Regions from separate parts of the Mus musculus genome. Here region 1 is linked to region 2. The links are chromatin loops, found by intact Hi-C in ENCODE. Cell type or tissue: heart. All regions are shown on one strand. Links, peaks and the distances in the headings refer to the core of each region. The heading gives the core; the rest is flanking DNA.

Region 1 (2,917 bases), core at 232-2,731, 74 kb after region 2:
TCTGAAAATAGCCTGGCAGCTGGGGTGTCTCACCCCTTCCAACAGTGTCCGCGGCTATGGAGGGGACAGCAGGAGTGACAGGCTTCAACCACTGCCCCCACTTTTGGGATGGTCTGAACTGCTGTGAGTTGGGTTTGCATTTCCCAAACTAAAACAATAAGTAAAGCAAGGGTTTCTGGGAACAGATAGGAGTATAGGCATATGGTGATTAATTTGCCTGCACCACCACATCTGAAGTAAAGGATAAGTACAAAGTAGCAACGACCATATTAAAAACCACAATAACAACATCACCCGGCTAACTTCATCAGTAAGATTAACTCAAGCTTTTTTTTTTCCTACTGGATAGGCAACACTTACTAAATTCTTTCCTGTGTGGGAGAGCGCCTAAGAGAGCAGATGCGGGTGGGAGGGCAGATTGCTACATTCTTTCAGAAAGGAATCTGAAATCCCGTTGGAGATGCTTTTAAAAATGAATATACTCTATGATTCTACAGTCTCACTTCCAGGAATGTATCCCAACAAAGCAAATGTACACAGAAGCATGTGCAAAGATAATCTTTGTAAGGATGCTTATTATAGTTGTAAGTTGTAAAAACCACGTGGTTATTACAGTCCACGATGCACTGTTAAGTGGTCACTGAAATGTGGAGGTACACTGACTCAGAGACATACCTGCAACATGTTATTAATGGGAGAAGGTGACGAAATGTATATATACCAACGTGTCAAGTGATTCTACTTTCAATAAACAGTATGCATACATAACAAATATAAATTAAAAATGCCAGCCCTGTGGACAGCCTTCTGCTGGATTGTTGTCTGAGCAACAAGAAGGTGGGAAATGAGCCTCCCAGGTACTTTTTACAGCCCAGGACAAGCACTTGTTCGTTTGTGCATTTTGTCCCTGCAGTGCAGCAGTTCTCAGCCTGTGGGTTGTGACCTCTTGGGGGATTTGAACGAACCTTTCACAGGGCTTGCCTGAGAACATCGGAAAACACAGATATTTACATTATAACTCATAACAGCAATAAAAATGACTGTTATGAAGTAGCAATGAAAGTAATTTTATGATTAGGGGGTCACCACCCCATGAGGGACTGTATTAAAGGGTGGCGGCATTAGGAAGGTTGCAAACCGCTGCTCCCGTGGGCTCTGCTTCATTACTGATCCTCACCTCTGTGATCACTCAAGGTTGCTGAGAGCTGGTTCGGGCCAGTGTGCGACAAAGGCAGACTGTACCACGGCAGTGATTATGTACAGATGGCGCCGCTCCCTCCCTCCACTCCCTTTTGCTCACCTCTATTTCCTGGCTTTGCCTATAATGATCCTGTAATGAATATGCGTGTTGTGTGTGGCTTCCAGAGTAAAACCAGGAACAGGAAAACAACGGTTACACAGACAGCACTGTTGCCACCTGCTGGCGATTATAGGGAACAGCCACAGCGATTTAAGGTGGACGCCCACAGCAGGCGGTGATGGTGAGGGCTGTGGAAGACCTGAGCTCTGCTCTCAGATTCCCCGCTGTTTCTGCCTGGATTTAGGGACTTTTTGCAATGGAAAACAATCTTAACTGTAGAGGGCTTCTTTACAATGTTTGGGGGGGGGGGAATTCCACCTTCCAGAAACAAAGTCAGGTTTGCTGCCTTAGTCTGAATGCTAGGGAAAAATCACATTCCCTGCCCCATGTAGCAATGCGCATCTGTCAGATAGTTTAAGGACTGTATCTCCTCTAAATCCCTCCCTCTTACAAACGCATTTATTATGAGCTGGTGAGATGCCGCCACGGCTGACTTTGTTCCCCCGGACCCTCAAGATGGAGAGAATCAACTGCTGAACTCAGGTCATCCACAAGAGCAGAGTGAGCTCTTCCGAGTCATCCGTCCCATGGCTTCTCTGGCCTGACAGATGATCAGCGTCTTCTCCAGGGTGTGTCACTTTCTTAGGTCTTTGTCAAATGGCCTTCAATGAAGCTTTTCTTAATTTCTCTATCACACAGTTAAACACGTCCCTCTGTTTGGTCCTCATGTTCTTTCATGACGTCTTCCGTTTTAGCTTACGCGCCGCTGATGAACCGCACGTGTGAAGAGACAGGGACACATCCCAGTCACACAGTCACCGCCCCCTCCACGATGCCTGGCATCTGCCGCAGATGCCCCATGGTACCCAGTGCAGAGTTCCTGCACGAAAGGTAATAGCTTTCGCTGCATAGCTCAGATTTGAAGACCAACAGGACTGGCGGCTTGGATACGTGTGAGCTCACGTCAAGCCAGGGTCTATTCTTCGGATGCTTTTTGTTAGGCAGTTGCTGGAGCTGATCAAAGGGATGAGGCCATGAAGCCCAGCACTCTATCTGCTGAGTTTCCCACAGAGCTCTAAGTGTCACACAAACCCAAGCTCAGCACTGACACAGAAAAAGCACAGTTCTACCAGGTGTCAGGCACTGGCTTCTCCCATGCTCGGGCTGGAAAGCAGCACCAGATATTTGGAAATTTCCACAGATGACAACCTGTCTCTCCTCTGTAAACTCCTGCTTGCCTTTCTCCTCAGAAGACCAGGAGCCTGAGCCTCCACATAATCATCTGTCTTCTAGGTACCATAACCTCAGACCCTGCCATCCCAGGTCTGTCTGTCTTCTAGGTACCATAATCTAAGACCCTTCCATCTCAGGTCTGTCTCCAGGGGAAGAATTTGCTGTAGGGACACCTCACACCTTTTTACCCCTTACACAACACTGGCCTTATACAACACTGGCCATATTTATTAATTAATTAGTTAATTAATTAATTAGGTGATAGCTTTCATTAAAAATATGGTTCTTGGTATCCCTGTTTGAAATGAAGGACAACAATTCCCTATTTTTATTTTTTAAATAGAAAGGCTATTTTCTATAACACACATACATTTGTATTAAGGG
Region 2 (2,917 bases), core at 162-2,661:
AGTCCATCACTAGAGGAAGTCAGGACAGGAACTCTAGCAGGACTGGAACCTGAAGGCAGGAGCTGATACAGAGGCCATGGAGGGGTGCTGCTTACTGGCCTGCTTCACATGGCTTTCTTAGCCTGCTTACTTATAGACCACCAGCCCAGGGATGGCACCACCCATTTGGGCCCTCCCTCATTGATCACTAGTTGAGAAAACGCCTCATAGCTGGATCTCATGGAAGTATTTCCTCAGTTGGGGCTCCTTCCTCTCTGACAACTCTAGCTTGTGTCAAGTTGACACACAACACCAGCCTGTACATCAGGCAAGGCTGGAACACATGAAGCTTATAGTAATGATGCTGGTAATCGTCTTTGCACTATTACCAATATCCTCTGCTTCTTAGGCAGTTTATCATCATTCATTTATAAAGGACCTTCAGCTTCCTGCCTCCCTTCCTTCCCCAGTGTGTGCCAGTAGGATCTTCTAGATTAAGCCTGTTTACCCAACTCTCAGCTCACTCTGAGTTGCATCCATTCAGCTTAGCACTCTAGGGAAAACACATACACCCATGCAGCTCCTTTTAAATTCAGGACCAGAAGCCAGGAGTGCCAACCGCAATCATGCCACATCTCAGGGTTCCTCAGTCTCCCACCCTCCTGTGTGGCTAATTCCTATTTGTGCTAGTTAGCTTTGTATGGCTATAGCAGTGCTGAGATAATGAGCCCATGAAGAAGAAAGGCTGACTCTGACTCATGGTCTCAGCTCACAAACAAATGGTTGCACAGCTTTGTACCTGGGCAGCACAGGGCATCGTGGCAGGAATATGTGGTACAGAAGCTTATAACCTCATGACTAACATGTTAAAGAGAGAGAGAGAGAGAGAGAGAGAGAGAGAGAGAGAGAGAGAGATCCCACAATGCCCTTTGAGGGCACACTCCTAGTCATCTAACTTCCTCCCACAAAGTCTCATTCCATAAAGGTTCAGCCACCCCTCATCAGCACCATGGACTGGGGGGTCTTTGGGAAATATCTAAGGTCCAGAAAGTACACAAACTATTTTCTCTTCAAATGTTCAATACTAATTTCTATTAATCTCTACCCTTGACTCATGATTGTTTCCCCCTACTTTTCTGAAAACAATAATTGAAACACTCGGAGACATTGGGTGAGTATCCAGCACATATGCGTATCTTCCTGTGTTGCTGTTTTCCCTCCTGGTCCATGGACACGGTGTGATGCTGACCTTTCTCCTTTCCTCTCATGCCGCCCGGTCCAGATCCTCTTCCTTGCTCAAGGACACCACACCAGCGGTTCTTCCCCTGCTTTCCTGCATCATGGTATTTTATTCTGTCTGGGAACCATTTCCAACAGCATGCAAACATGCTGCGATCTTCCTCACTTGTGGAGGTTTAAATGAGAAATGTGCCCCATAGGCTGGCCGATCGAACTCATGATGTCCAGTAGGTGGTGCTGTTCAGGAACATTATGGAACCTTAAGGAGGTGGACCTTGCTGGAGGAAGTGTGTCGCTAAGGTTTATAGCCTTGCCCCCACTTCCTGTTCTCTCTCTCTAGTTCCTGCCTGTGGATGAAAATGTGATCCACCTGTTCCTGCTGCCATTCTATTGCCACTCTAGTAGAACTATATGCCCAAATAAACCCTTTCTTCCCTCAAGGGATGTCAATCAGGGTATCTTATCACAGCAACAGAAAAAATAACCTTTCTCTAAAATCCCTCCTATTATAGAGTATGGTGGTGCACACTTTTTAGTCTCAACACTCAGAAAGCAGAGGCAGGCAAATCTCTGTGAGTTCAAGGCCAGCCTGGTCTACAAAGCCAGTGTTCCAGGATAGCCAGGGTTGTTACACAGAGAAAGCTTGTTTAGAAAAACCTAAACTAAATAAGATAAAATAAAATCCTTCCAATCATACCTTTGAGTAGCTCCCCTCTCACTTAGGAATAGTCAAAGCCCCAAGTCAGAGTGAACCTACTATGTGATTGAACCTACTATGTGATCCTTTGTGCTCTGGGCACACTGATGTCTACTTTTTTCCTGGAGCTTCAGTTGGACATTGATTCTCCTGGCACAAGGCCTGTATGGTCTGGAATGGTCTCATTCACACATGTGAATGGTTCATCTCCTGCCAAAGTACCTTACTAAAACCTCCCCTTTGGTTGGAGGCTTTTTAAGCTCCTTAGGTAAGACTGAAAACCCACCCCGATACTGCCCTAATTCCCTGCTTACCTTTACTTCTTAGCACTTACCACGGTCTAACTGAATTATACTCGGGGATTTGTTGACTGTATTGGCTTAGCAGCTTTACCAGAACAGGAGTTTTTATTGTTAGTGATACTGGTGTTTTCTTTTTCAAGAGAAGACATACACAGTCAAGTCTGGTCTTAAATTCTTTCTGTAGCCAAGGATGGCCTCAAACTCCTGGTCCTCCTGCCTCCCACTTCCCAAGTGCTAGGATTATAGCTGTGTATCACTATGGTCATTGGAAAGAGCTTCATTTCTAGCACTGTAGTGAGTTGCACATAGTAGGTGTTTGATAAATGTCAGCTGAGTGAATGATAAAAAGACACAAGGCTATGTCATCTGCAGTTTTCACAGGATGCATGCTTATGGCCTCTGCATTAGAGTCTCTGAATCAAGCCCATGGGGCCTTCATTTTTACCGTGTTCTGCTATAAATAATGTCTTTTGCTTTCCAAGTCTAGTTTGACTTCAGAACATTGAGAGTCAAGAACCTGGGTACTGTTAGCAATTCCCCTGGTATCCTTCCTGCCTTTCATCCTGGCTTACACTATGTTTGGTTTGGAAGAAGGCCTGCGTGTCTGCCACAGGGAGATCTTCAGGAGAGATTTCAGAATGAGGACTTGGCACCAGAGAGAATGAGTCAGAGTTTGAACAGGAGCCCACACAGACTAAAG

Evidence for each region. A loop is a pair of places that touch in the nucleus more often than their neighbours do. Peaks named below come from ENCODE experiments on the same cell type or tissue, not always from the same donor. Only the 100,000 strongest peaks of a DNase experiment are listed, where the experiment ranks them.
Region 1: it touches region 2 in a loop (4-fold over the local background); 5 of 42 quality-filtered maps call a loop at or near these places.

The regions. Positions count from the first base shown.
Region 1 is chr10:94,407,362-94,410,278 of GRCm38, reverse strand. It overlaps a transcript of Tmcc3 not described here. Among named protein-coding and RNA genes, the nearest start is that of Gm32827, 18 kb to the left of the region's middle. In heart, for the core only: a CTCF peak has its summit at 1,419 (motif pointing left); a DNase peak (open chromatin) is centred at 1,408; H3K4me3 peaks cover 666 bases; H3K27ac peaks cover 680 bases.
Region 2 is chr10:94,480,872-94,483,788 of GRCm38, reverse strand. It overlaps a transcript of Tmcc3 not described here. Among named protein-coding and RNA genes, the nearest start is that of Tmcc3, 33 kb to the left of the region's middle. In heart, for the core only: a CTCF peak has its summit at 1,436 (motif pointing right); no DNase peak of the experiment used is centred there.